Linked DNA regions of Homo sapiens: region 1 is linked to region 2. A link is a loop called in an ENCODE intact Hi-C map of the cell type or tissue named here. Cell type or tissue: MCF 10A. All regions are shown on one strand. Links, peaks and the distances in the headings refer to the core of each region. The heading gives the core; the rest is flanking DNA.

The links. A loop is a pair of places that touch in the nucleus more often than their neighbours do. Peaks named below come from ENCODE experiments on the same cell type or tissue, not always from the same donor. Only the 100,000 strongest peaks of a DNase experiment are listed, where the experiment ranks them.
Region 1: it touches region 2 in a loop (11-fold over the local background); 21 of 110 quality-filtered maps call a loop at or near these places.

The regions. Positions count from the first base shown.
Region 1 is chr4:150,715,475-150,730,819 of GRCh38, reverse strand. The region is part of intron 36 of LRBA (LPS responsive beige-like anchor protein); the gene reads left to right. It also overlaps the pseudogene ZBTB8OSP1. Among named protein-coding and RNA genes, the nearest start is that of MAB21L2, 140 kb to the right of the region's middle. RefSeq lists a silencer at 7,569-7,863. In MCF 10A, for the core only: a CTCF peak has its summit at 7,812; a DNase peak (open chromatin) is centred at 7,699.
Region 2 is chr4:150,860,759-150,876,103 of GRCh38, reverse strand. LRBA (LPS responsive beige-like anchor protein) reads left to right here. Exons shown (of 57, transcript NM_001364905.1): 18 at 3,349-3,441; 19 at 4,651-4,759; 20 at 5,498-5,579; 21 at 7,799-7,922; 22 at 8,241-8,433. Among named protein-coding and RNA genes, the nearest start is that of LRBA, 150 kb to the left of the region's middle. RefSeq lists an enhancer at 1,340-1,873. In MCF 10A, for the core only: a CTCF peak has its summit at 8,834 (motif pointing right); a DNase peak (open chromatin) is centred at 8,863.

The sequences.
Region 1 (15,345 bases), core at 3,253-11,252, 140 kb after region 2:
TCTTGAACTCCTGGCCTCAAGTGATCTGCCTTCATCAGCCTCCCAAAGTGCTGAGATTACAGGTGTGAGTCACAGTGCCTGGCCCTTGAACACTTTTTCTTTCTTTTCTCTTTTCTTTTCTTTCTTTTTTTTTTTTTTTTTCAGAGCCTCACTCTGTCACGCAGGCTGGAGTGCAGTGATGCGATCTTGGCTCACTGCAACCTCCACCTCCCTGGTTCAGGGGATTCTCATGGCTCAGCCACCCAAGTAGCTGGGATTAAAGGCCTGTGCCATCATGCCTAGCTAATTTTTGTATTTTTAGTAGAGATGGGATTTTACCATGTTGGCCAGGCTGGTCCCAAACTCCTGGCCTCAATTGATCTGCCTGCTTTGGCCTCCCAAAGTTCTGGCATTACAGACATGAGCCACTGCACCCGGCCTGAACACCTTTTCATGTGCCTGTTTGCCATTTATATGTCTTCTGTTGAGAAACGTCTATTCAAATATTTTGCCCATTTTTAAATTGGATTATTACTTTTTCCTATACAGTTGTTTGAGTTATTTACATATTCTGCTTATTAATCTCTTGTCAGATGGGTAGCTTTGCAAATATTTTCTTCCATTCTATGGGTTGTCTCTTCACTTTGTTGACTGTTTCCTTTGCTCTGCAGTAGCTTTTTAACTTGATATCATCCCATTTATTCATTTTTGCTTTGGTTGCTTGTGACTATGGGGTATTACTGAAGAAATTTTTGCTCAGACCAATGTCCTGGAGAGTTTCCTCAGTTTTTTTTGTAGTAGTTTCACAGTTTGAAGTCTTAGATTTAAGTCTTTAATCTATTTTGATTTGATTTTTACATAAGGTGTGAGGTGTAGGGATCAAGGTTCATTCTTCTGCATATGGATAACTAGCTTTCCCAGTGCCATATATTGAAGAGAGTGTCTTTTCTCCAATGTTTGTTCTTGGCACCTTTGTTGAAAATTCATTTCCTGTAGCTGTGTGGATTTGTTTCTGGGTCCTCTTTTTGTTCCATTGGTTTATGTGTCTGTTTTTATTCTAATACCATTCTGTTTTGGTTACTATAACTCAGTAATATAATTTGAAGTCAGATAATCTGATTCCTCCAGTTTTATTCTTTTTGCTCAGGATAGCTTTGGCTATTTTGAGTCTCTTGTGATTCCACATAAATTTTAGGGTTTTGTTTTATTTCTTTGAAGAATGTCATTAGTATTTTGATAGAGATTGCATTGAATCTGTAGATTACTTTGTTTAATATGGATATTTTAACAGTATTGATTTTCCAATCCATAAACATAGAATATCCTTCCATTTTTTTATATTCTCTTCAATTTCTTTTATCAGTGATTTATAGTTTTTATTATAGAGATCTTTCACCACTTTTGTAAAATTTATTTCTAGGTATTTAATTTTGTATGTTTCTATTGTAAATGGGATTACTTTTTTGAATTCATGTTCAGATTGTTCACTGTTGGCATATAGATATGCTACTGATATTGATTGATTGCTTGAGATGGGATCTCACTTTGTCACCCAGGCTGGGTTGCAGTGACAGTCATGGCTCACTGCAGCCTTGAGCTTCTGGGCTCAGTCTGCCCACCTCAGTATCCTGAGTAGCTGTCACTACAGGCATGTGCCACTATGTCCGGCTAATTTTTGTGTTTTTTATAGAGGCAGGGTTTTACCATGTTGCCCAGCTGGTCTCGAACTCCTGGGCTCAAGCAGTCCACCTCCTTATCTTCACAAAGTGCTGGGATTATAGACATGAGCCATCATGTCTGGCCACTACTCATTTTTGTATGTTGGTTTTTGTATACTGCAACTTTACTGAATTTGTTTATCAGTTCTTATAGTTTTTTGGTGGATTCTAGGTTTTTCTAAAAATAAGATCACATCATCTGCAAATAAAGATAATTTGACTTACTCCTTTCCAATTTAAATGCTCTTTATCTCCTTCTCTTGTTGGATTACTCTAGCTAAGGCTTCCAGTTCTATGTTGAATAATAGTGGTGAAAGTACATGTTCTTGTCATGTTCCAGATCTTAGAGGAAATGCTTTCAGTTTTCTCCATTCAGTATGATACTGGTTGTGGGTCTGTCATATATGGCTTATTATGTTAAGGCATATTCCATTTGTATCACGTTTTTTTTTTTTGAGGGTTTTTATCATGAACGGATGTTGTACTTTATCAGATGCTTTTTCAGCATCAATTGAAATGATCATTTTTTTATCCTTCATTCTGTTGATATCATGTATCACATTGATTGATTGATTTGCATACATTGAACCATCCTTCCACCCCTAGGATAAATCCCACTTGGTCATGATTAATGACCTTTTTAATGTATTTTTAAATTCAGCTTGCTAGTATTTTCTTGAGGATTTTTGCATCAATATTCACCAGTGAGATTGGCCTATAGTTTTCTTTTTTTAATATGTCTTTGATTTTGGTATCAGGGTAATATTGGCCTTGTAGAATTAGTGTGGAATTCTTCCCTCCTCTATTTTTTGGAATACTTAGAGTAGGATTGGTATTAGTTCTTAAAATGTTTGGTAGAATTCAGTGAAGCCATCTGGCCCCAGGCTTTTCTTTACTGGGATACTTTTTATTAAGGCTTCACTCTTGTCACTTGTTATTGGTCTGTTAGGTTTTAGATTTCTTAATGGTTCAATCTTGGTAGGTTTATGTATCTAGGAATTGATCCATTTCTTCTAGATTTTCCAAATTTATTGACATATAGTTGCTCATAGTAGCCACTAATGATCCTTTGAATTTCTACCGTATCAGTTGTAATGTCTCCCTTTTCATATCTGATATCATTTGTTTGGATCTTCTCTTTTTCTTAGTCTCACTAAAAGGTTGCCAATTTTGTTTATCTTTTCAAGAAGCCAACTTTTTGTTTAATCACTCTTCTGTATTGTTTTCTTCATTTCAAATTCATTTATTTCTGCTCTGAACTTAAGTATTTCTTTTCTTCTACTAATTTTGAGTTCAGTTTACTGTTACTTTTCTAGTTCTTTAAGATGCATTATTAGGTTATTTATTTGAAGATTTTCTTTTTTTTTGACACGGGCATTTATAGCTATAAATTCTCTTCTTAATAGTGCTTTTGCTGTATCCTGTATGCTTTAGTATGTTGTGTTTTTATTATCATTTGTTTGAAGAAGTTTTTCAATTTTATTCTTAATTTCTTCATCATTACACTGGTGATTCAGGAACATATTGTTTAATTTCAATATATTTGTATAGTTTTTAATATTCCTGTTATTATTGATTTGTAGTTATATTTCATTGTGGTCAGAGAAGATGCTTGATATTTCAGGTTTTTTGAGTGTTTTAAGACTTGTTTTGTGACCTAACGTATGGTCTGTTCCTGAGAATGACCCATGTGCTGAGGAGAAGAATGTGTATTCTGTAGCTACTGGATGCAATGTTCTGTAAATATCTGGCTGGGCGTGGTGGGTCACACCTGTAATCCCAGCACTTTGGGAGGCTGAGGCAGGTGGATCACCTGAGGTCAGGAGTTTGAGACCAGCCTGGCCAACATGGCGAAACCCCGTCTCTACTAAAAATACAAAAATTAGCTGAGTGTGGTGGCATGCACCTGTAATCCCAGCTGCTCAGGAGGCTGAGGTAGGAGAATTGCTTGAACGTGGAAGATGGAGGTTGCGGTGAGCTGAGAATCATGCCACTGCACTCCAGCCTGGGTGACAGAGCAAGACTCCATCTCAAAAAAAAAAAAAAAAAAAAAAACAACGAAATGTTCTGTAAATAACTTTAGATCCACTTGTTCTGTAGTACAGATGAAGTCTGCTGTTTCTTTTTTGATTTTTTTTTTTTTGTCCGTGAGATCTGCCCAATGCTGAAAGTGGGATATTTTGATGTGTCTAGCTATTATTGTATTGGAGTCTATCTCTCTCATTAGTTCTCATAATATTTTCCTTATATATTTAGTTGCTCCAGTGTTGGGTGCATGATATGGTTTGGCTCTGTGTCCCCATCCAAATCTCATCTTGAATTGTAATCCCCACGTGTTGAGGGAGGGACCTATGATCCCCATGTGTCAAGGGAGGCAAGTGATTGGATCACTGGGGGGCAGTTTCTTCCATGATGTTCTCGTAATAGTGAGTTCTCATGAGATCTGATGATTTTATAAGTGTTTGGAAATTCCTCCTTCACTCTTCTCTTTCCTGCCAACTTGTGAAGAAGGTGCCAGTTTCCCCTTCGACCATGATTGTAAGTTTCCTGAGGCCTCCCAACCACATGGATCTGTGAGTCAATTAAACCTCTTTCCTTTATAAATTACCCAGTCTTGGGTAGTTCTTTATAGCAGTGTGAAAACGGACTAATACAGTGCATATTTATTTACAATCGTTATATCCTCTTGCTGGATTGACCCCTTTATCACTATATAATGACCGTCTTTGTCTCTTTTTACAATTTTTGTCTTGAAATCTATTTTATCTGATTAAATGTAACTACTCCTGCTCTGTTTTGTTTCACTGACTTGGAATATCTGTTTTCGTCTCTTTATCTTCAGTCTATGTGTAACTTTATAGGTGAAGTGTGTTTCTTACAAGCAACAGATCATTAGGTCTTGTTTTTTAATTCATTCAGCCACTTTATTTCTTTTGATTGGAGAGTTTAGTCCATTTACATTTAATGTTATTATTGATAAGTAGAGACTTACTACTGCCATTTTGTTATTTGCTTTCTGGTTGTTTTGCAGACTTCTCTTCCTTTTTTCTTTCCTTGTCTTCCTTGTAGTGAAGGTGGTTTTCTCTGGTGGTATGATTTAATTTCTTGCTTTTTATATTTTGTGTACCCATTTTATTTGTTTCAGTTTGAGGTTATTACAAGGCTTGCCAACACAATCTTATAACCTGTTATGTAAAACTAATGGCAACTTCACTTCACACTGATTGCATAAAGAAACAAACACACAAAAAGGAACCTAATAAAAACTCTATGCTGTAACTTTGTCTCTCTAGTTTTAAACTTTCTGTTGTTTTTCTTTTTATCTCACTGTACTATCTATGTCTGGAAAAGTTTTTGTAGTTATTATTCATTGGTTCATTATTTAGTCTTTCTACTTGGTTTATTTATACACTCCAATTACAATGTAATACTATCCTGTGCTTTTCTGTGTGCTTACTATTACCAGTGAGATTTGTACCTTCAGATGGTTTCTTCTTGCTCATGAACATCCTTGTCTTTCAGATTGTAGAGCTCCCTTTAGCATTTCTTTTAGGACACGCCTGGTGTTGATGAAATCCTTTAGCGTTTGTTTGACTGGGAAAGTCTTTTTATCTCCTTCATGCTTAAAGGATATTTTCACTGGATATACTATTCTAGAGTAAAAGTGTTTTTCTTTCAGCACTTTAAATATGTCTTGCCACTCTTGTGGCCTGTAAGGTTTCCGCTGAAAAGTCTGCTGCCAGATGTATTGAAGCACCATTGTATGTGATTTCTTTTCTCTTGCTGCATTTAGGATCCTTTCTTTATTCTTGACCTTTAGATTATTAGATGCCCAGAGGTAATCTTCTTTCTGCTTGCTGTTCTATAAGCTTCTTTTACTTGAATTTGATATCTTTCTCAAGGTTGGGAAAGTTCTCTGATTATTCTTTTGAATAGACTTTCTACCCCTCTCTTTTTATCTACCTCTTCTTTAAAGCTATTAACTCTTAGATTTGCCCCTTTGAAGCTGTTTTCTGATTTTGTAGGCATGCTTCATTTTTTCTTATTCCTTTTTCTCTCCTCTATGTATTTTCAAATAGCCTGTCTTCAAGCTCACTACTTCCTTCTTGATCAGTTCTGCTATTAAGAGACTCTGATGACTCTGATGCATTCTTCAGCATGTTATTGCATTTTTCAATTATAGAATTTCTGCTATATGTATGTGTGTGTGTGTGTGTGTATATATATACATATATATATGTATATATATACATATATTTAAATTTATTTTATTTTATTTTTTGAGACAGGGTCTGGCTCTATCACCCAGGCTGCAGTGCAGTGGTGGGATATCAACTCACTGTAAACTCCACCTCCCTACTCATTCTGCTTGATTTAAAAAAAAAATTTAATCCTTTTGTTAAATTTATCTGATAAAATTCTGAATTTCTTCTCTGTGTTATCTTGAATTTCTTTGAGTTGCCTCAAAACAGCTATTTTGAATTAACTATCTTAGTTGTCATATGTCTCTGTTTCGTCAGAATTGGTTCCTGGTGCCTTATTTAGTTCATTGGTGAGGTCATGTTTTCATGGATGATGTTTATACTTGCTAATGTTCTTCAGTGTATGAGCATTGAAGAGTTAGGTATTTATTGTAGTCTTCACAGTCTGGGCTTGTTTGTGACTGTTGTCCTTGGGAAGGCTTTCCAGGTATTTGAAAGGACTTGGACCCCAACCCCAATAAGGCTGTGTTTTTTGCTGACTCGTAGAGGTACCATTTTGGTGGTCTTAGATAAGATGTGGAAGAATTATCTGGATTACCAGCCAGAGGCTCTTGTTCTTTTCCCTTTCTCCCATACAAACAGGGTCTGTCTCTCTTTGCTGAGCCACCTGCAACTGGGGGTGTGGTGATGCAAGTAAGTCTGTGGCCACCACCACTAGGGCTGCACTGGGTTAGACCTGAAACCTGCACAGCACTAGGTCTTGCCCCAGTTTCTTCCCTTCAGGGCCGTGAGTTCCCACAGGCTCCGGGAATGTCCAAAGTGCTGTCTGGGAGCCAGGGACTGGAGTTAAACAGCTTAGCAATTTTCCTGATATTCTATTCTACTGTCATTATGCCTGCACTCAAACCACAATACAAAGTCTTTCCTACTCTTCACTTTCCACAGGCAGAGCTGCCTTTCCCTGTGGCCACCCCCACCACCGGTCCACAGGGGATTCCTTCAGGCCACCACTGATGTTTACTGAGAGCCTAGGGGCTCTTCTGTCAGCTTGTGATGAATGCTGCCAGGCCTGAGACTCGCTCTTTAGGTCAGTGAGCTCCCCTCTGTCCCAAAGCACATCTGGAAATGCTGTCCAAGAGCCTAAGCCTGGACTTTGGGACCCCAAGAGCCAGCTTATTGCTCTACCCCCATGTAGCCGAGCTGGTACATAGGATGCAAGACAAAGTTCCCTTTATTTTTCCCTCTGCTTTTCTGAAACATTAGTAGTATTTCACTGTAGGCACCATAGCTGGGAATATGCTGGGTCACCCCTGAAGCTAGTAAGTCTCAAAGCCCAAGACACATGGTATATTCCCTTCGTTATCACTGCTGGTTATTCAGGGCCCAAGAGTTCTTTAATCTGCAGGTGATGAATCCTACCAGGACTGGATCCTTACCTTCAAGGCACTGGGTTCACTTTTGGTCCAGGTTGTGTCTAGAAATGAAATATCATCTGAGAGCTAAGGCCTGGAACGGGGCCTCATGACTCTGCCTGGTGCCCTATCCTACTGTGGCTGAGCTGGTATCCAAAATGCAAGTCAAAGTCCTCTTTACTCTTTGCTCTCCTCTCATTAAGCAGAAGCAAGGAGTAACTTTCATTGCTATGAGCTTCACTCCCTGGGGTTAGGGCACGGCTAATGCAAGCACTTCCTTAGCCACGCAAGCTGGTGTGTCTCTAGGTCATGTGCCACCCTAGTTCACTGGCCCTGAGCCCAACCCAGCACTAGGAGGAGCCTAGAAATTGCCGTCCTTGTGTCCTAGACTTCCTTTCAAGTTTATCTAGGAACCCAGTGTACTTTAGCCTGCGTGGCGAGGCTTGCCAAGAAACTCATGTTCTGTCCCCTGGGATATGTCATTCCCCTCTGGCTAGGGCTGGTCCTCATGCTCCCTCTATGGAAGGAGCCCAGCATAGCTTTATTCTTTGCTCTGACAGGGCAGCACTGAGACCAATGTAAAGTTCTCCAGTCGTTGAGCTCTCCTTCCCCAAAGTGCAGTTTCTGTCTGCAGTGCATGGCCACTGCTGGGCGATGGGGCAGAGGTGGCATCAGTGATTCAAGTCTGTCTCTCCTGCCCCCCTCAATGCCTCTTTCCATGATATGAAGTTAAAAACAAGTACTGTGATCGCTCACCTGATTTTTGGTTCTAGTGATGGTGCTTTGCTATGTGCAGATAGTTGTTAAAATTTGGTGTTGCAGCAGGGTGGACAAACGGGATAGGCCTCTATTCTGCCATCGTGCTCTGCCCTCCTCTGATGTTGATTTTTATGTTACATATGTCAATTCACACTCTCTTATGGAGGCTGAGGATATTAGTCACTTGTATGTTCCTTTTATTTTCTCTCCCCTCACCTCCTAATTTTTAGTTATATTTTAATTTTCATATTGTCTAAATTTATAACATTCATGTTTATAATCACATTTCTTATAGTACTTGAGTATTTGTTCTTTATTTAAGTGAATTCAATACTCACTCTTCATTTTCCCCAACTTTATTAGTTGGAACTTAATTTCCAGATTCTTTCTTTTGACTCAGTTCTTAATTGGCTGCATTTCATGGTTATTCTTTTTCCACAAGGGGCTTATATGTGTTGTAAACTTAAAGTTCTTCCATGTTTAAGAATATTTGCCTGCTATCTTTATATTTGAATGGCATTCTGCTTAACTTTATATATTTTTTTCTGGGTGTGGAAATATATTTTCTCAAATTATTTTTTTTTCCAAATTGGATTTAGCACCAGGCTGCTGCTGACATCAGCATTCTGTTCTGAGGGGAGGGTGGAAGGCTTGCATTGCAATGGAAGGGCATGAGGCACTTGCTGCCACAGCAGATGATCAACAAATGAAGGACCATAACTGCCCCGTAGGAATTGAAGAATTCTTTAAAGATTGACTATTTGGGGAACACAGACCAAGGACATGCCCTAATTTTCCATTTTGGAAAGTCACAGTTCAAGTTGTAAATTTCTGGCTGGTCGTGGTGGCTCACACCTATAATTCCAGCACTTTGGGAGGCCAAGGTGGGCGGATCACTTGAGGTCAGGAGTTCGCGACCAGCCTGGCCAACAAGATGAAACCCCATCTCTACCAAAAATACGAAAATTAGCCAGGCGTGAGGTAGCACATGCCTGTAGTCCCAGCTACTCGGGAGGCTGAGTAATGGGAATCGCTTGAATCTGGAAGGCAGAGGCTGCAGTGAGCCAAGATCGTGCCACTGCACTCCAGCCTGGGGGACAGAGCAATACTCTGTCTCAGGAAAAATAAGTAAATAAATAAAGTTATAAGTTTTTGTTCTACAATTTCTGTATTTCATAAGATACTATAGAATTTAATTCACATTGTCTTCCCAAAAGGAAGAGGAAAAAAAAAAAACCCAGTTCTTCTTAGGAGTCTTTTCTTTTTTGGTCTTAAATGTCAATGATCACAAAAACTTCTGGGTTTTCTTTATTATAGACCTGCATTGCTGAATATGTTATAACTTTGACTTCGGTTCCCTGAGGGTGATTGGACAATGAAAATTCTTCTCTCCACCCAATTGATTGTAATTGGAAATGTCTTTGATCAATACAAAGTACTTTCACTTCCCAGGGTATGAAGAATTCATCAGCATTGGACTTATAAAGCCACTCATCTAAAAAGTGAAAAAGAAAAGTAGAAACTTCTTGGGTTTCTACTTCTATTGTTTGGAGAGGCTCCACAGTCCTGGTATCTATCATGTAACCAAATATGGCCATTGCACATTGCTCAAATGCTTCCTCCAGAGTATCTCCCCATGTGTGTAACTGGACATCTGCTGTATGATCCAAATACTCATAATTCCTATTAACTGGAGGATAGTTGGCCTTGATCGCCTTCTGTTCCTCAGTCAAATTGTAATCTCTAACATCTCCCTCTTTCTGTGCCATGACTGCCTTGCTTGACTTAATATTGTTGGGTAACACTTAAATTCCCTTAGAACTTTGCAGACATTGCTTTGTTATCTTCTGACTTTGAATGTTGCTTTCAGAGGACAGTCTGATATTTTCCCTTAATTTCTGATTTGCTTTTTGTGTCTTCTGCCTGTGATTTCTTTGTCCAAAAAATTCTTTAAGAGGAATATGGTTCAGTATTGAACATTATTTATCAAATTATCCTGGGACATAGTTTCTTGTTATAATCAGCAGATTCTGATTTTTCCTTCAGTTCTTAGAAAATTTTTTAGATTATACTTTGAAATACCACTTTCACTTTATTTTGTTTTTTCTTGCTTAGTAACACTTAATAATATGTTAGATATATGTTTGTCTTTCACATCTATTAGTTATTCCTTAGTTGCTTGACTTTCTTTGATCCTTAGCCTTATTTTTCCACCAGTAAGTACATTTTTAATGTTTTATTTTGTCCGGGATATTTATTTGTAATTTATTTATTATGTCTATAAAGCTTATGTTTTGTTCCTAATTTTGTTTATTTAGGACTTCAGCCTCTTTCCTTAGTCACTTTATTTTGAGTTTTATCTTATTTGCATTATGTTTTTGTTATGTTGTTCATTAGAAAAAATAATCATGAATAATTTTCTTTTACTCCTTGAGATACTTTTTCATCAGATGTTTTGTCTTTTCTATATTAACGTTTTATTTTAAATTTATGTATTAACTTATTTGTTGATTGATTGGTGCTATATGTTTGTATAACTACCATACTTTTTTGTTCCATTGTGTTCATTCTTAGAATGCTCTGTGCAGATATTCTGTTGGCTTAGACAACAGGATATCTTAGTGACTTATTTCCCTCTCCATTCTCTGTGTAAAGCTAATATTTCCCTCTCCTGAGCTACAGTTTGATTTTTGTAGAATATCCTATGGCCTATCATGAAGAGGAAGAGCTTATTTGAAATAGGTGAGGAGTCTTTCTTAGAAATCCTCATTTTTTTCTAAGATTTTGTTAAATATTTTCTACCAAGTTCATTCTATCTCATTAGACTATAGACAGTTCTCATGGGAAGATGTGCTTAGGCTTTGAATCATTTCCCTCAGTCATTTAAGAGAGTAGAGTCGAGTTTACTTCTGTTTTAGTGAATCAGCCGCATTTTTCAATTTCTTGCTTCACCAGTATTTGTTCTGTAAGTTTTTCTGGCATCTCCAGGTAGAAGAGGAAAGAGGTAACGTTACCTACTCAGTTTGTTTCTCTCTGTATTTGAAGGCGTTAAGAAAATTATCAGAATTTTGTCAACTTACCAATATTGCTTTGGGGGCATGGGGACATGATTAAGAACTAAGCTTTGTTGCTCCCTCAGTTCTAGAACCAGTTTGTTTTTGTTCCCCTTGGCAACCAATTTTTTAATGTTTGGTGATTTATGGTACATTCCTTACATTGTTTCATTATTTTTAAAAATTATTTTTTGTTATTTATTTATTTTTTGCTAATTTGTTTTTAGGAAATGAGGAAGGAAAAAATATGTAATTGCAATATCAGCCTACCATCCTAACCTGGAATCTATTTCTTAGTGTACTTTCTAATTAATTATGGAGATGCTTTCTTTGTTGTAACTATGGGTTAAGATTGCACTTTTTTTAAATTTGAAATTTAGTGATTGTGGTGGTGGGTAGTGTGTGTTCTTTTGTGTGTGAATGAGAGAGAATGATGGAGTAAACGTGGAATTGGTGTATGAATGAGAGAGAACGAGGAAGGTGGAAATGTGGAATTGAAAATTGAAGAAATGTTTCTAAAACTCTGTTGTGAAAGAGATTAAATTGATTTGATCTGAAAAGTATATATATTTTCAGTTTCGGTGAGGAATGATGGTGCCAACAGTAGCTAATATTTCATGAATCCTTATGCTATTTCAGTAGCTATTAGAGGTATATATAAGTAGCAACTAATTCTTACAACAAACCTCTGAGATAGTACTGATATTATCCCTCATTTTATAAGTTTGAAAATAGCATGAAGTAGAAATAACCTAGAGTTACAACTTGGATCCAGATCCAGGTAATCTGTTTCCCAATTACTAATCTATGAATTTGGTTCAAATTTTATTAGATTTCTAAAGACCGTGTGAATAGGATCTAATCCTCGAATACATTGCAGCTTTATTCTAAGCTATTTAATTTTATGTTTTGTCTAATATAGTTTTTCATTTTAATCATTGTGCTATGAGATTTGCAATATTGTGTAGTATTTTAAGGTGTTATAATAAAATTTCTAAATAAAACAAGAAATATTTCCAAATAAATATTGTTGTTACTTAAAATTTTAGCAGAGAAAATATATTTGTTCATCTCTTCTACATCAGAGTCAATTTTAAGAGAGCAAACGTATATTTTTTCTTATGTCTGCTAGTCTTTACCCTTTTTCAACAAACTTCAATTGGTTGAAGTATGCTCATGTTCTAACTGTATTGCTCTTAAACAATACTCTGCAGGATGAGGCATTTTTTTTTTGAGACAGCTTATATCTTAGAGGTTATCTGTATTCAGCCTTGAATTCAAGCTGTACATTCTTAAATAATATAACTGAATTTTATCTACTGCTAATTACCTTCTTCTGCAAAAAAAGATGTTGTCATCTATTTAATGTACGATTTGTGTGTAAAGTAGCTGACTTGTTTCATTTATTATCAGAGGATTGATGACAGTGTAGATCTGCAATGTGCATCTATTTAGTTCATTGCATGCTTATCATTGGAGTGGGATATCCTTGACATTTTATGCTTTTGGTTTACAGAGAGGTTCCATGAATGTCATGACATCATTGATGAGCTGTACATCTTAACTTTGTTTCTTAATCTTATGGTTATAAACAGAATATTTATGAAAAAAATTATGTCATGCAGAAACATCATACCTTGTAAACATTGTGCATGTGTGAATATACAAGTTTCCTGGCAATCATTTTTGTAAAGAAGGTTGTCTTTTAGAATTTTAGTTTCTTTAAACTAATGTGATATATCTGTAAAACATATGTACTGATGATTATCACTTAATGATTTTTCTTTTAGGAATCTATGTGAGTTAAAATCAACTTCAGTAAGAATTTTCAAAAGGTCTTTGGGCCAATGTTGCTTTGAATTTTATCTAACATACTGTAGAACTCACTTGTTGCTAGCTTCAGTGGAACTGCAAACCAGGTGGTCTCTCGGTTTTTTTGAAGTAATAAAAATGGAGTATTTTTTTTTATTAAATAAAGACCATGAAAGCACTGATTATTATTATTATTATTATTATTATTACTATTATTGTTATTTTGAGACAGAGTCTCACTATGTCACCCAGGCTGGAATGTAGTGGTGCGATTTTGGCTCACTGCAAACTGAGCTTCCTGGATTCAAGTGATCTTCCCACCTCAGCCTCCCGAGTAGCTGGCACTACATGTGCACACCACCACACCTGGCTAATTTTTGTTTTGTTTTTTGTAGAGATCGGTTTTGTCATATTGCCCAGGCTGGTCTCAAGCTCCTGAGCTCAAGCCTCCCAAAGTGGTGGGATTACATATATGAGCCACTATGTCTGGCAAATATAGCAATCTATATATTTTTTAGGTGAAGAATTCAAAGATTTTTTTCCAATTAGCAAGCAAAATATTTTTATTAAAATAGTGAACATTTTTGTGAGTACTTATAAATTTTTAAAAATAAACACTTCTATAGTACCACTTGTTTTTCTGAATTCTTAACAAATATAAAATAAATTATCATAACAGTCCTCTGAGGTAAATGTTATTATCTTCAGCCCAATTTTACAGATAAGAAAACTACAGCGAGGCTCAGTGGTTTGTTTTAGGTCATATAGCTAGTATATGATGAAGCTTGGACTTGAACCAGGGTAGTCTGATACCCAGTATAAACTGGTGATCTCTTTGCTATGTGGCCTAACGTCATCTATTAAGTGATTTAGTACACATTGTCTCATTTCAGTACCACAACACATCTTTGATGTATGTATGCAAGGTAGATTGAGAGAATGTGATTTAGCTTTGATCACAGAACAATTAAATCCATGATTCTGAATTAGAACCCAGGTTTCATAACAATAACCCAGTACAGTCTGTCCCCATAGCCTCTGTCGACTTCATGGCAGTGTTTTGCTATTGTAATAATATATTCTATTATTGAACATATTCTTGACAGTTCTAAAGGAATGTGAAACATTTTAACAATTACATATTTTAGTGTTATGTATTTTAGGGTACTGTATATACCAATTTTAGAGCTAATCATGAGAAATTATTCAATTTTCCTCTTAAGTAGCTGCTTTTCTCCTCATTGATCGATTTTTAAATTTAAACGTGTTTATTTTTCTAATTATAAAAATGAAGTATTTTTTAATATAGAAAATTTAGAAAATAAAAAATGTAAAGAGTGAAAGTCATTTATTGTTTAGCTTGAACATCTGTTTATCTTCGTTGGATTTTGCTTTTTGTTTTTGACTAATTTGAAATAACTATAGATGTAAAACAAGTTGCGAAGGTAATGCAAAGGTCATACCTATTTTTTACCCTATTTTCTTTTTTTTATGCACTGAAACCTCCGCCTGCCTGGTTCAAGCAATTCTCTGCCTCAGCCTCACTAGTGGCTGGGATTACAGGTGCCCACAACCACGCCCAGCTAGATTTTGTATTTTTAGTAGAGACGGGGTTTCACCATCTTGGCCAGGTTGGTCTTGAACTCCTGAGCTCGTGATCCATCTGCCTTGGCCTCCCAAAGTGCTGGGATTACAGGCATGAGCCACTGCGCCCAGCCCAATTAGCAATTTTTATGTTGTCACTAATACACTGTAAGTGATTTTTTTTTTTGTTGTTATCAAGGCTTTGTTGATGAAGGAAACTGGTTCCACTTCTTAAATCTTAACCACCACACGATGTTTGTTTCGAGCTATATCATCAGAACATTTCCTAAACGAAAGTCAGACTCCAAATCATATTTGCTCACAGTATAATTCTTCTTGGGTGTATGGATGGTCTTCAGAGCAATGTAGTTGTGTTTGTCACTAGTGCATCTAAAAAACATAAGGATTTTTCCTTCATATTATCATGTTCAAATATCACTTATTCTTAAAAACAAAATGTTCTCTTAGCAATATCAATGCAGTCTTTAAGTTGTAATGAAAAGTACTTAGCTAGTTTTTGGGTTCTATTAGTAATTGTTCATTAATCAGTTCCTGAATACATTCAGTTCTGGTCTCATTGGCAAGTGTCTGTAACTCACCAACATTTTGAAGAAAATGCTTATGATGTAGTCTTTCACTAACACTTGGCAATTGTGCACACACAAAACATACAAATAAAATATACATATTTAAATTTTGGCAACCTGATGTGGTATTTTATAAGTACACCAAACAATGTAGTTTTTATGTGAAATATTAAATGTCTGCTTTTGTTGGCTTATTCAGTATTCTTTTCAATATTTCATTTGACTTTGAACATTTTTCT
Region 2 (15,345 bases), core at 4,960-12,959:
GCTGATAAAACTTTCAGTCTTGTTTTGTAATTTCTTAAGTGAGTTTTTCAATTCCAGGATCTCTGATTGATTTCTTTTTAAGATGTTTAATCCCATTCATCTCCTGGATTGCTTTAGAAGTTTCTTTTAATTTTCAACATTGTCTTGGATATCATTGAGCTTCCTTGCAGTCCATGCTTTGAATTATTTATTTGTCAATTCTTCTGAGTTTCCATTTTGGTTATGGACCATGGTTGGAGAGCCAGTGTGATCCTTTGATGGTGTCACCACACTCAGATTTTTCATGGTGTCTGAAGTTTTGTGGTGGTTCCTTCTTTGGAGATGCTGACACTTGTAACTTTTGTAATAATTTTCATGCTTTTAAGATTTTTTTCTTTCTCTGTAATGTTATTATTATTTTTTTGTCTTCTTTCTCTTTCCCTGTCTTCATAGGGGGTGTGGCTATAGAGAATGCTGGGTAGGGCCTTTTGGCTTTGCTTCTGTAGCTTTATACACTTCCGTCAGCAGGTTTTATATTGGGCTGTGCAGTTCAACCTACAAGCCATTGGATGGCAGTTATGAGTAAGAGTGGGCTTTGGCCAATGTGGCTGGGTATATACTTGACCCTTGTTTAGTGGGAGAAGTTCTCTGTTGCCTCAGGCAATAAGCTGATGTGTGTAGTGCATGGTGGTCTGAGCTCCCTTCTATGCTCTGGAGAAGGGCACAAAAAATAGTGATGGGAAACCTCAGCCCCAAGTTCTCTGCATGGGAATGGGGATGGCCTAAACTCCTAATCCAGGAAAAATGGGTTTTCCAGATTCCTGGAGATCTACTGGCTGTGAAATGGAGAGGGTCTCCTACACCAGGATTTCTGCACCGGAATGGTGGGACACCTCAGGGTACTGAACCAGGCAAGCAGTTATTTTGAATCCCTGGAGATAGGCTTGGGTGTGAAACAGAGAGGGCCCCCTGTACCAGGATCTCTACATAGGAATGGTGCAGAGGGTGCTGTTCCAGGTGACTGAGTAGTCTGAATGCCTGGAAATCTGCCTGGCCATGGAGCAGAGAGGTTCCCCCTTGCACCAAGATCTTTGCACAGAGGGGTGAGGTGACTCAGGCTGCTGGAGTAGCCAAGCAGCTGCTCTGAATGCCTGGAGATCTCCCTGAGCATGAAGCATAGAGGACCCCTCTGAACCTGGATCTCTGCAAAGGAAGAGTGGGGTGGCTCAGGCTGCCAATCTGGGCAAGCAAGTGCATTTAATGCCTGGAGATCTGCCTGTGCATCTTGCTGCACCACGTGGAATAGGGCTCAGGTTGCTAGTCCGTGGGAGTGGGTGCGTCAGTTGCCTGGAGATCTGCCTGGGCATGGAGCAAAGAGGGTCCAGTGCTATGATCTGTGTCTACGAAGGGTGGGGTGGCTTGAATGTCTGGATTTCTGCCTGAGAGTGGAGCAGAGAGGGCCCTGCTGCACCACAGTGTCAGGGTAGCAGGCTGGAGCACCCAGCAATGACACATGCAGACTGGTTCCAGGTCACCAAGCTGCCTCTGCCTGCCAAGTCTTGTTGTCCAGGAGATATTGCAGCTGTAGCAGCTTTCCTCCCACCCCAGGCCTGCGACGGGGTAGAGTACAATTATAACACCTACTGCTGAGGCAGTTTTCACAATTCTGGCTCCAAAGCAGGGACTCTAATCTCTGGCATGCCTGCACAGCCACACTGCCAGATTTCCAGTTTGAATTGTGTGTGCTTGAATTCAAAATGGCATCCTGCTGTTGGTCCCTGCAACTTTTCCTGGTGTCTTTCCCTCACAGTATCTCCATACCTCTTTCCCAGTTAGCTCCAGGTCTTGGGAGAAACAAAGTGCTCTCGGGAACTAGGGTGCCTTTCATGATTCTGGTGGAGTCCTGCTTTTCTTCCTGAATTAAAGCTCACAGTTGATTTTTATATACTATCTTGCTATTTCTAAGTGGCTGAGAAATGCTAAAGCCCTCAAATCTGCCATCTTTGGGGAAAAAAACTCAAAAAACTATTGTGATTTTAAACTGGTATTATATTAATATTTCTTTTAAAAGGTTTAATTTTTATTTGGCTGAATTTAAATCCTTGAAGAAAAGAAACATACAACATATTAGTATTTTCCTAATGATTGACTGTTAAGTTTTTGTACTAAGATTTGAATTAAAATTATGCAGTTACAATGTGATATGGACCTGGATGCCTTTAGTTCATGTTTTAAAAGGAATCAAACTTCTTTTTTATATACCTGCTTTTCTATTGATCACTAGAGGTTGAAGATATTTCCTTTTTGTTCAGAATGTTTTCTAACTTACTAAACACCAAAATTTTGATCTAGGAGGATACTGATATCCTTAATTTTTATAAGTAATTATAAGAGTTTCTAATTACTGTTCTTGTTCTAAATGTTTATGAGGAAGGGAATGCTGTAATGAATCAGTTTAATTTCAGTTGCATTATACTTTACTTATACTAAAATCAGAAGGCCTTCCTAGATCTTTGTTTGTTTGTTTTTTTTTTTGAGACAGAGTCTCACTGTGTTGCTCAGGCTGGAGTGCAGTGGCATGATCTCGGCTCCCTGCAACCTCCACCTCCCAGGTTCAAGCGATTCTCCTGCCTCAGCCTCCCGAGAAGCTGGATTAGAGGCACATGCCACCACACCCAGCTAATTTTTGTATTTTTAGTAGAGATGGGGTCTCACCATGTTGGCTAGGCTGGTCTCGAACTCCTGACTTCAGGTGATCTGCCTGCCTTGGCCTCCCAAACTGCTGGGATTACAGACGTGAGCCACTGCATCCAGCTGCCTCATAGATCTTTAAAAATTAAATTAGATTACTATATAATTTTTGAGAATTGAATGAGAAATTTATTTTTAGCAGTTCTTTGGTTGTAAATCTTTTTACTTTTGTAATTATTTCTGATAATCATTTATTATTAGCCTACTGTCTTGTTTTTCATGGCGACAATTATTTAGAAATTTAAATATGTGCTACCATTAGAAATGCTTTCTTTCTACTGACTTAAAATAACAAGTTGGTAACCTTCAGAACATTTACAAGCCTGTAGCAGAAGGAAAAAAGTATCTGAAAGCTAGCTTGATACACACGTTACATATAAGTATGTGCATGGAAAAGTCACCTCATTTCTTATATTCCAATTTCTTCTCATTTCTTAGTTTTCATTGAAAGGAACTCTAGCCTGAGATAAGCAGATTTTTTATATACAGAAATCTATATTAAATTTCCTTCCATATTATTTGAAATAGATTTATAATAATATGAAAAGTATATATTTTAAACCTTTCCATTTAAAAATTATACTCAAAATAGTTTGTTTTAAATTTTTATTCATTCAGTGTTATCTACAAACTTCTGGCATCGAAAAGTGAAGGAATCAGGGTACAAGCTCTTAAGGCAATGGGTTATTTTTTAAAACATCTGGCCCCAAAGTAAGTATGCCGAAATCTAAGATGGACTGTTGTATTCTACTTATTTATTTTATAAATCTTTGCAGTAGTAATTTTGTTCTATAGTCCTCTAGTTTTTCTTTTATTTTTATTCATAAATTGCTGTATAAATGTAATCCCACTAGTACATATTTTAAAAATTAAGTGAACAGGATTAATTTTTTTGTACATAAAATTATTTAAATTATTCATGTATTTAATGTGAATTATGAGAATTAGTTTGGACAGCTTGCATTCAAGAAGCTATGGAGACTTGATTTCAGGTGACTCACACCATTTTTGCTTTATCTGTATTATAAAGTAATACATAACCTGGATGTTTGTCACATAGTGTGTTCTGCTGTATGCGTAACTCAAAACTGAAACTTCCACGCTTATTTTCTTAGCTGAATACAGATATTCATGTTCTACCTCTTGTTCTTTGTACCAGAAGTAGTTTATTTTAAAAAGAAAATTTTGGGGGTAGAACAAGTGTTGGTAAACTGAAGTCTTTAGGAATCCAGTTAGCCACCTGTAAATAAAGTTTTATTGGAAAACAGCCACAATAATTTATTTGTGTATCATCTGTGGCTGCTTTCATGATACAAGGACAGTGTTGAGTTGTGACAGAAATCACCTGGTCCACAAATTCTAAAATATTTACCCCCTGGCCATTTGCAGAAAAGCTTTGCTGACCCCAAGGGTAAAATTAAAGTTTGTGATCCTTTAGTTTCTGAATTTATGCTTGGAAGGTTAATTTTGGTATATATGTTTTCATAGTATTTATTTTAAAAAATTATATTACATTTCTTCTACTTTTTCTCCACATTGTTTTTCTACTTAAGTATTTATTGTGCTTTAGATGATCATCCCCAGGGGAGACTAAGTTAGTGCTGGTAGATTGTAGCAACTTCGTTAAATAAATAACTGCTCTGAAGATTTTGGAGGAGGTTTTTGCTGTGCTGTAGCATAGGCACACTTGTCTTTTTTTTTTTTAATTTTTAACTTCGGCTATGCTTATATAGTTAGCATTTCTCTGCTTAAAGGTTTTGTGGCCTTAAAAGTTCTAGATTGAAGATAGTTGGGAGAGTAATTGAGTTGGGAATTGTTTGTAATGTGAAAAAGTATTTTGTGTTTCCTTCATCCAGCATGCATATTAAGTAGAGCACAGAAAAGCTCTACATTTGATGATTTCTTTTTGTGTAATTGCAGGAGGAAAGCAGAAGTCATGCTTGGACATGGATTGTTTTCATTGCTAGCTGAAAGGCTCATGCTTCAGACAAATTTAATCACAATGACCACATATAATGTGCTGTTTGAGGTAGGAATGTACTTAGGATTTACTCCTCTAAATTTCTTATTATAAAAATGCCTCTTAACATTGTGTAGGTAAATAAGATCATTTATTTTTATTTTATTTTTTGAGACAGAGTCTCACTCTGTCACCCAGGCTGGAGTGCAGTGGTACAGTCTTGGCTCACTGCAACCTCCACCTCCCGGGTTCAAGTGATTCTCCTGTCTCAGCCTCCCCAGTAGCTGGGATTACAGGTGCACACCACCTAACCCGGCTAATTTTTGTATTTTTAGTAGTGACGGGTTTTGCTGTGTTGGCTAGGCTGGTCTCGAACTCCTGACCTCAGGCGATCTACCCACTTCAGCCTCCCAAAGTGCTGGGATTACAGGCATGAGCCACCATGCTGACCAGACCATTTAAGTTTGTAATGTACAGCTTTGAAATGATATAAGGAGATGTGGCTGCATTTTTAGAAATCTATAATTAATCTGTGAATTTCTAAACAGTATCGTTATTTCTGTTTAAATGTTCCCTCCATTTTATTAACTATTTGATGTCTCATTTTATAATTAAGAAAACATAGAGTAATAATGCTGTAGTTATTTTAGAAGTATATTATTTAGCATGACAATATTGGACTAAAAATATACTATATTTTGATTAGTGTTGTACTTAAAGTTAATTAATAGTGATGCACTTAAAGTTCATTAATAGTGATGCTAATCCAGTGATTTGCTAATGTAATCCATTGTTTTACTTCTGTAGATTCTTATAGAACAGATTGGTACTCAGGTGATACATAAACAGCATCCAGATCCTGATTCTTCAGTGAAGATACAAAACCCTCGTATGTATTTTATATACTTTAACAAAAACTACCTTTTGCTACTTAAAAAGAAAGTCACTGTGAACAACCTAAAATTGATGTTGTTGAAACAGATTGTTAGATGAATGTTTCATTAAGGGTGATGATATTATACTAGTTTTGTTTGGGTTTTATATTGAGTATTCCTTCGAATCAACCTTAAGTTATGTGGAAATTCTTATATAAAGGTTTTGAAGAATTGTTTGCTTAAGGTCTTGATGTAATATATGTTCAGACTTTCAGCAAAATTTTGATTGTGCTATTTAGTGATGTCAGGCAGAATTACAAGAACCATTGGGGTAGTTTTATCTTAAATTACTGTGAATATAAAAATACCAAATTTGGAATAGAACAATATGTCTTCTTTATTGTTTATGAAGATAGTCTTGTTAAACAGTCTTTTCTTTTGATATTTAGAATTCTTAAGCACTTGTATAAAGTATACCTTTTTCATCTTGCTTTTTAAGATCATGTTATTAAAATTATTAGTTTGTAGAGTTTTAAAATTTAATTACATTTTATGTGGTTAGGTGTATTTGTGTGTTTGGTACTCCAGTGCTAATTTTCAAAGCACGTGGCTTTGAGGTTTAATTTTCCTCAGCTTTCAGAGAAACGTGATGTCATTATTTTGCCTATGTTGCCCAGGCTGGTCTAAAACTCCTGGGCTCAAGCAATCTTCCCACCTCAACCTCCCAAAGTGCTGGTATTACAGGCATGAGCCTACTGCACCTGGTCTAAGTGCATATTTTTAAAAGAATTTTTTTTTTTGTTTTAATTTAAGCTAAGAAGCTAAGTTCTGGAGATTATTTATTTATTTAGAGACCGAGTCTTGTGCTCTGTTGCCCAGACTAGAGTAGAGTGCCAGGATCTCAGCCACTGTAACCTCTGCCTCCTGGTTCAAGTGATTCTCCTGCCTCAGCCTCCCTGGTAGCTGGGATTACAGGTGCCTGCTACCAGGCCTGGCTAATTTTTGTATTTTTTGTGGAGATGGGATTTCGCCATGTTGGCCAGGGTGGTCTTGAACTCTTGACCTCAAATTATCCAACTGCCTCAGCCTCCCAAAGTTCTGGGATTACAGGCATGAGCCGCTGTGCCTGGCCTAATTTAAGCTAAATTCTGGAGATTTAAATAGCTTTATGCTAAGACCATTACAATAGTAGTTTAGTTTGCATTTTCTGGGGAGATGGGATGTTGAATAGGTTTTAATTTCCTTTGGGTTTTTTGTGTCTAATTTTACTTTTAAGATTATGAAAGAAAATCTTCACACCTTTAAAAATTCTCTATGGTAGGCCGGCCGTGGTGGCTCATGCCTGTAATCCCAGCACTTTGGGACGCCAAGGCAGGTGGATCACGAGGTCAGGAGTTCAAGACCACCCTGACCAAGACGGAGAAACGCTGTCTCTACTAAAAATACAAAAATTAGCTAGGCGTGGTGGCAGGTGCCTATAATCCCAGCTATGAAAGACTGTGTGTGCATACCATAAATTATGATGAGGAATCTAAGAATTTATTATATTTTTCTGAGATTTTGATTATAGTATTTTTTATTTTATTTCATTATTTTTTTTTGAGACAGAGTCTTGCTGTGTCGCTTAGGCTGGGGTGCAGTGGCACGATCTTGGCTCACTGCAGCCTCTGCCTCCTGGGTTCAAGCGATTCACCTGTCTCACCCTCCTGAGTAGCTGGGATTACAGGCACACGCCACCACACCTGGCTAATTTTTATATTTTTAGTAGAGATGGGGTTTTGCCATGTTGGCCAGGCCGCTCTCGAACTCCTGACCTCAAGTGATCCACCCACCTCAGCTTCCCAAAATGTTGGAATTACAGGCGTGAGCCACCTCGCCCGGCCTGCTTGTTTTTAAGATCAACTTTACTATTTGGTATATCTCAGAGAGAGTAAGCAGTTTCACTGACATTTAATTCATTTATAATTTAACTTGTTTTATTTTAACCTTTTAAAGTTCAGCTTTATTTTTGCACATTTGAATCATGAAAGAAATTTCCTTTCATATTTATAAATGCTTTCTAATGAATGTATTGTCATTTCTTTCCAGAGGTGATTTTTTTTAATAACAGAAGAGGATGTTTTTGGTAGACATTTGTGTTAGGGAAACTAAAGAAATTGCAATAGATGGATGACCTTCTATCATGAGTTTTTTGTTGAGTTTGGTTTTTACTTATTTATAAACTGTCTTACAGAGATACTAAAAGTAATTGCGACCCTACTTCGAAATTCTCCCCAGTGCCCAGAGAGCATGGAGGTTCGCAGAGCCTTTCTTTCTGACATGATTAAACTTTTTAATAACAGTAGAGAAAACAGGAGGTAAGCTGAATCAGAAAGCATTTATTTGCAGTATTCAAATGTACTTTTGTATAAGCCCATTTTATCTAAGAAAAATTGCTTTAAAAATACTGTGAAATGATTTTTCTATTTTTTTTATTAAGAGTATGTAAATAATGTACCACATAGTTAAGTTAGAATTTTTAGTACCACATTGTCGAATTGTTCTTAATGTATAACTAAATGTGTTTCTTTTTCGGGGGGAAAGGGAGGGGCAGGGTTATTTTGTTTTAAACCTTTAGATTTATTTTAGATAATTTTTTTTTCTTCAGTAATTTAGTACCCTCTCATAATTTTCAGGAGCTTGCTACAATGCTCTGTGTGGCAAGAATGGATGCTTTCTCTCTGCTATTTTAATCCTAAGAATTCAGATGAGCAAAAGATAACAGAAATGGTATACGCCATATTCAGAATCCTGCTTTACCATGCAGTCAAATATGAGTGGGGTGGCTGGCGTGTATGGGTAGACACTTTATCAATCACTCATTCAAAGGTAAGTTTCTTTATGAAAGCGTATTGTAGCATTTTAAATATCTATAATTTTTGAATTTTAGTCATTTAAAAAATTTCGATACTTAAAATCAAGGAAAAAAGGCAAGTTATCTTCTGAAAGTACAGCAAAATGAAAGCTCAAAAAGATTATCAATAGAAATAAAGCATTTGTAATTTCTTTAGAATCAAAATAATTTTTTCTAATGTTGTTTTTACATGTACTTATCTTTATAATGGTAAATCTATTGCCACAGCATAAAGGAATTTATACTAGGGTGCTGAAAAAGTAGTTGCGGCAAAAACTGCAATTATTTTTGCACCAACCTAATATTTTTTTTCGAGGAAGCCCTGTTTACAAACATGGGTCTCAGAATTTTATATGAGTTAAAAGCTTTTGAACACAAGGTGGCGCACTATATTCAAAGATGAACAGTTGTTTTAGCAACGTAAGGTGGATGAGTAAACAGAAAAGCTCTGGGTGATGTCTGCCCTGTGCTAATCTTACAGGTAGCTAAAAACTGGGTTTGGAAGAATGTAGTTTTTTTTTTTTTTTTTTTTTAAATTAAGCCAAAGTAAGTTTAGTTATTTATATATAGCTTAAATTCTTTTTTGAAATACTCTAAGCATACAAAAAGGATCACTGTTTATGAAATTGGGTTACTCCTCTATAATTGCTTTGTCTCCTCTTCTTCGCCTGACCCCCAACACCACTAGCTTTTATTTGGTGTTGTCTTTTGTCTTTTCTATACCTTTACTACGTGTATATAACTCTAAACAATAAAGAGTTTTATTTTTTATGTTTGCACTTAAGGTAAATGTGGCATACTGAATGCATTTTTTTGTTAATTACTGTTTGTGCTTATTACTGTTTGAGATTCATCCACATTGACCCATATAGTTTTGTTCATTTTCTCAATTGTAATGTATTGCATGACATGACTATTTATTTACCAATTAATTAGCATTTTCGTATACATTTTGTGCTTGTTCAAGAATTTTCTGCATATATTCCTAGAAGTAGAATTGCTGACTTATAAGGTGAAAATGTTGAACTTTACAAGATAATGCAAATTCTTTTCCAAAGTATCGTATTCCAATACAATACAGTATTCTAAAGTAGTGTATCAGTTTACATATCACCAGCAGTGTTTAAGTTCTCATTGCTTCACATCACCTAATCACGTGGTATGGCTGGAGTTTAAAAATTTGTCACTTTGATGAATTTAAAATGCTACATCACCATAATCTTGATCTGTGTTTTCTTGTTGTTTTGTGGGAGTTCTTTATGTAGTCTCATTCTTAATCCTTTGCTAGCTATGTTGTTTATGAACATCTTCTGCCAATATGTGGATTATCTAACTATTTTTGGAGTTTTATGTTTGTACCTTCTGAGGAAAATTTACATTTCAAGTAATTAATGCATTAAAATCTATTAGTTTCATTTACGGTGTATGTTTTTTGAATTTTAAGAACTTTTTCATTACTCAGAAGGAATACTGTATAATTATATAGCTATTTATTTAATAAAAAATTGACTAGAAGGAATAAATACCAAGAATGATAATTTCTCTATATCTTTAAGTGTTACATTTTACTGACTATCAAAGTTATTATTCTAAGATATTTTGTCATTCTGTAGAATATATTGCCATTTCTGGCCAGGTGTGGTGGCTCACGCCTGTAATCCCAGCACTTTGGGAGGCCAAGGCGGGTGGATCACCTGAGGTCAAAAGTTGGAGACTAGCCTGGCCAACATGGTGAAACGCCATCTCTACTAAAAATACAAACATTAGCCAGGCGTGGTGGCGTGCACCTGTAATCCCAGCTACTTGGGGGGCCGAGGCAGGAGAATTGCTTGAACCTGGGAGGCAGAGGTTGCAGTGAGCAGAGATAGAGCCATTGTACTCTAGCCTGGTGAGACAGTGAGACTCCATCTAAAAAAAAAAAAAAAAAAGAATATATTGCCCTTTCCTAATTACATGTTTCTAGGTATTTGAATAGCTTTTAATTATTGATTGAAAGTTCCTACAAATTATTCATTGTTCCTCCTCTTTCTTCATTGAGAGAAAGTATGCTTCTACAAGGGTTTACAAGGAGTAAAATCCATTTGTAAATAAGAAAAGAGATCTGATTTTATAAAATGGCTTTGTTTTAGTCACTGTATTGTTGAGGTTGATCAGTTTTGTTTAAAACAGAATTCAGCTAGCCATGGCCTAAGTGTCAGATCTAAATAAAATTGTGCTAGAATGTATCCACTACCATTCCTTTATATATTGTATATGGCTACTTTCACACTATAAGGATAATCATACATGTTACATCAACGACATGGCCCCTAAAATCTAAAATATTTACTATTTGGCTCATTACAGGAACTGTTTGCCATCCTTTCTGTAACTTTAGTTTGTGCTGATGCCCAGATATTCTCATTTCTATTGCAGTAGGCTGCTGCAATCTAGACTGATTTTTTTTCTCATACTATGTTGCCATTTACAAAAGATTATAAGAAAAATAGGGTTGACTTTGTGCCCCATATACATCTGGAGTAGATTTCAGAGATTTCTAGGGGAGATTATAGGTTAGGGAAGTGCCCAGTATAAAGCAGATTTTTCACGTTTCTAACAGATCTATGTCAGTTCACCTTAGTTTCTTCAAGTCCTTAGGAAAGATGGCTGGAGGAGTATAAACTTTAAAGCAATCGTTGTTAAAAGTATAACCTAAAGACCTTGGGAGGGAGGCCAGGCACGATGGCACATGCATGTAATCACAGGCTGAGGCGGCTGGATCACTTGAGGTCAGGAGTTCAGGACCAGCCTGGCCAACATGGTGAAACCCCATCTCTGCTAAAAATACAAAAATTAGCTGGGCACGGTGGTGCATGCCTGTAATCCCAGGTACTTGGGAGACTGAGGCAGGAGAATTGCCTGAACCCAGGAGGCAGAGGTTGCATTGAGCCAAGATCATACCACTATACTCCAGCCTGGGTGACAGAGTGAGACTCTGTCTCAAAAAAAAAAAAAAAAAAAAGAACGTGGGCCCATGAGAGCTTTTCATGGGGTCTGTGCAGTCCTCCTTTCCTACTGCATAGCTGTATGAGGGTGGATTTTCTTTATATACTTCAGCCAAACCAATATATGCAACAGATTGAATGCAAAAGCAAATATGAGAATGCAGTTGTCTTCTATGAAGCCAAACTTTAAAGAGATTGACAAAAATATGAAATAATGGCACTCTTCTTGTTATTGTTTGGTTTTGAAAAATAATCATTTTCAAAAAATGTTATTTATATTATATATTGAGTTTATTATTTTTAAGTGGGTTAATAGTTCTAAAAGGTCTCAGTTTTAATTCCTAATATAATAAGCAGTAGTAGATATAATCCACATAGATAAAGAGTCTTTGGGGACCTTAATACTTTTTAAGAATGTAAAGTGTTGCCCGGGCACGGTGGCTCACGCCTGTAATCCCAGCACTTTGGGAGGTTGAGGTGGGTGGATCATGAGGCCAAGAGATTGAGATCATCCTGGCCAACATGGTGAAACCCTGTCTCTACTAAAAATACAAAAATTAGCTGGGCGTGGTGGTGAGTGCCTGTAGTCCCAGCTACTTGTGAGGGTGAGACAGAAGAATCGCTTGAACCCAGGAGGTGGAGTTGCAGTGAGCCGAGATCGTACCACTGCACTCCAGCCTGCAACAGAGCGAGACTCTGTCTCAAAAAATAAAATAAATAAATAAATAAATAAAGTGTCATGAGACCAAAAAGTTTGAGAACTGCTATCTTAGAAAATAATAGGATATTTAGGATGAATAGATTAGTCTTTTTGAGTTCCCTATATACAAAATAAAGGAGTTGGATTAGGTGATATCTCAGGTGTTTTGAGCTTGTGAGCATTTATGACTAAGTATTTATATCCAGTTTTCAAATCCGTTTGTGTAAGTAATGAAAGAATGTGGACTTTGGAGACAGGGTGTGAATCCTGATTTATAGTAATTATTAGCTGTGTAAGCTCAGGAAAAAGAGTCTCCCTGTCACCCAGGCTAGAGTGCAGTGGCGCAATCTTGGCTCACTGTAAACTCCGCCTCCCAGGCTCAAATGATTGTTATGCCTCAGCCTCCCGAGTATCTGGGATTACAGTTGCCTGCCACTGCAACTGGCTAATTTTTGTATTTTTAGTAGAGACGGTGTTTCGCCATATTGGCCAGGCTGGTCTCGAACTCCTGACCTCAGGTGATCTGCCTGACTCAGCCTCCCAAAGTGCTGGGATTACAGGGGTGAGCCACCGGGACTGGCTTGTGTCTTAGTTTCTAACAAAAAAGTTTGAAAAATATATAATTTTAAAAAGAGAAAAAAGCTTTTAGAATAAGGATATAGAGAAAGGAAAAAAAATATTTTTTGAGACAGGTGAAGTGTAGTGGTGTGCTCATAGCTCACTGCAACTTCAAACTCCTGGGCTCAAGTGATCCTCTCACCTCAACCTCCTGAGTAGCTGGGACTACAGACTTGTGCTACCACACCTGGCTACTTTTTTAGTTTTTTTGTAGAGACGAGGTCTTACTGTGTTGCTCAGGCTGGTCTTCAACTCCTGGACTCAAGTGGCCCCCCGCCTGGGCCTCTGAAAGTGCTGGGATTATAAGCATGAGCCACACACCCGGTTAGAATGTGTGTGTGTGTGTGTGTGTGTCTTTTTTAAATGAGACAGAGTCTTGCTCTGTCACCCTGGCTGGAATGCAGTGGTGCAATCTTGGCTCACTGAAACCTCCACCTCCTGGGTTCAAGCGATTCTCCTGCCTCAGCCTGGCGAGTAGCTGGGACAACAGGTGTGCACCTCCACACTCAGCTAATTTTTTTGTATTTTTAGTAGAGACAGGGTTTCACCACGTTGCCCAGGCTAGTCTTGAATTCCGGAGCTCAGGGGATCCACCCACCTCCACCTCCTAAAGTGTTAGGATTACAGGCGTGCGTGACTGCACCTGGACTTTTTTTTTTTTTTTTAAATTATACTTTAAGTTCTAGGGTACATGTACACAACGTGCAGGTTTGTTACATATGTATACCTGTGCCATGTTGGTGTGCTGCACCCATTAACTTGTCATTTACATTAGGTATATCTCCTAATGCTACCCTTCCCTCTCCCCCACCCCATGACAGGCCCCAGTGTGTGATGTTCCCTTTCCTGTGTCCAAGTGTTCTCATTGTTCAATTCCCACCTATGAGTGAGAACATGCAGTGTTTGGTTTTCTGTCCTTGTGATAGTTTGCTGAGAATGATGGTTTCCAGTTTCATCCATGTCCCTACAAAGGACATGAACTCATCCTTTTTTATGGCTGCATAGTATTCCATGGTGTGCATGTGCCACATTTTCTTAATCCAGTCTATCATTGTTGGACATTTGGGTTGGCTGCAAGTGTTTGCTATTGTGAATAGTGCTGCAATAAACATACGTGTGCATGTGCTTTATAACAGCATGATTTATAATCCTTTGGGTATATACCCAGTAATGGGATGGCTGGGTCAAATGGTATTTCTAGTTCTAGAACCTTGAGGAATTGCCACACTGTCTTCCACAATGGTTGAACTAGTTTACAGTCCCACCAACAGTGTAAAAGTGTTCCTATTTCTCCACATCCTCTCCAGTACCTGTTGTTTCCTTATTTTTTAATGATCACCATTCTAACTTTTTTTTTTTTTTGGAGTCAGAGTCTTGCTCTGTTGCCCAGGCTGGAGTGCAGTGGTGTAATCTTGGCCCACTGCAACCTCCACCTCCCAGGTTCAAGCAATTCTCATGCCTCAGCCTCCCAAGTAGCTGGGATTACAGTTGTGAGCCACTGTGCCTGTCAGAAAATATCTTTTTACAACTGTACAATGTGTTTGTGTTTTAAGCTAAATTTGATTTCAAAAGAGTCAAAAAGTTTTAAAAATTAAAATGTTTAAAAAGTTAAAATGTTACAGTAAGCTGAGGTTAATTTCTTATTGAACAAAGAAAAGTAGTTTTTAAAAATAAATTTAGTGTAGCCTATATTTACAGTGTTTATAAAGTCTTCTGTAGTGTACTAGACCTGCACATTTACTCACCACTTACTCACTGATTGACCCAGGGCAACTTCTAGTTTTATAAGCTCCATTCATGGTAAATGCCTTATGTAGGTACCATTTTAAATCTTTTATATTGGATTTTTACTATACCTTTTCTATGTTTATATTTGTTTAGATACACATTTCTAAACCTTACGTACACACAATATAAGGGCTGGGAATGGTGGCTCACACCTCTAATCCCAGCACTTTGGGAGGCCAAGTCTGAAAGATGGCTTGAGGCCAGGAATTTGAGACCAGCCTGGGCAACATAGTGAGTCTCAATCTACACACACACACACACACACACACACACACACACACACACCATTAGCTGGGATGGTGGCATGCACCTGTATTTCTAGCTACTCAGGAGGCTGAGGTGGGAGGATCACTTGAGCCCAGGAGTTTGAAGTAACGTAACAGTGAACTATGATTGTGCCACTGGACTCCAGCCTGGGTCACAGAGCGAGACTCAGTCTTTTGTTAAAACAAAAATTAAAACATTAAAAAAAATAGATAACACAAATACATATATTGTGTTACAGTTGTCTGCAGTCTTCTGTACAGTAATAAGCTATACAGGTTTGTAGCCTAGGAGTAATAAGCTATACCATAGAGTCTAGGTATATAGTAGGTGATACAATCTAGGTTTGCTTAAGTACACTCTATGGTGTTCACATGATGAAATTGCTTAATGATGCATTTCTCAGAACATATCTTCATGATTAAGTGATGCATGACTATAGTTTTGTTTAGTTTATATATTTCTTTTTTTTTTTTGAGACGGAGTCTCGCTCTGTCGCCCTGTGGCACGATCTTGGCTCACTGCAAGCTCTG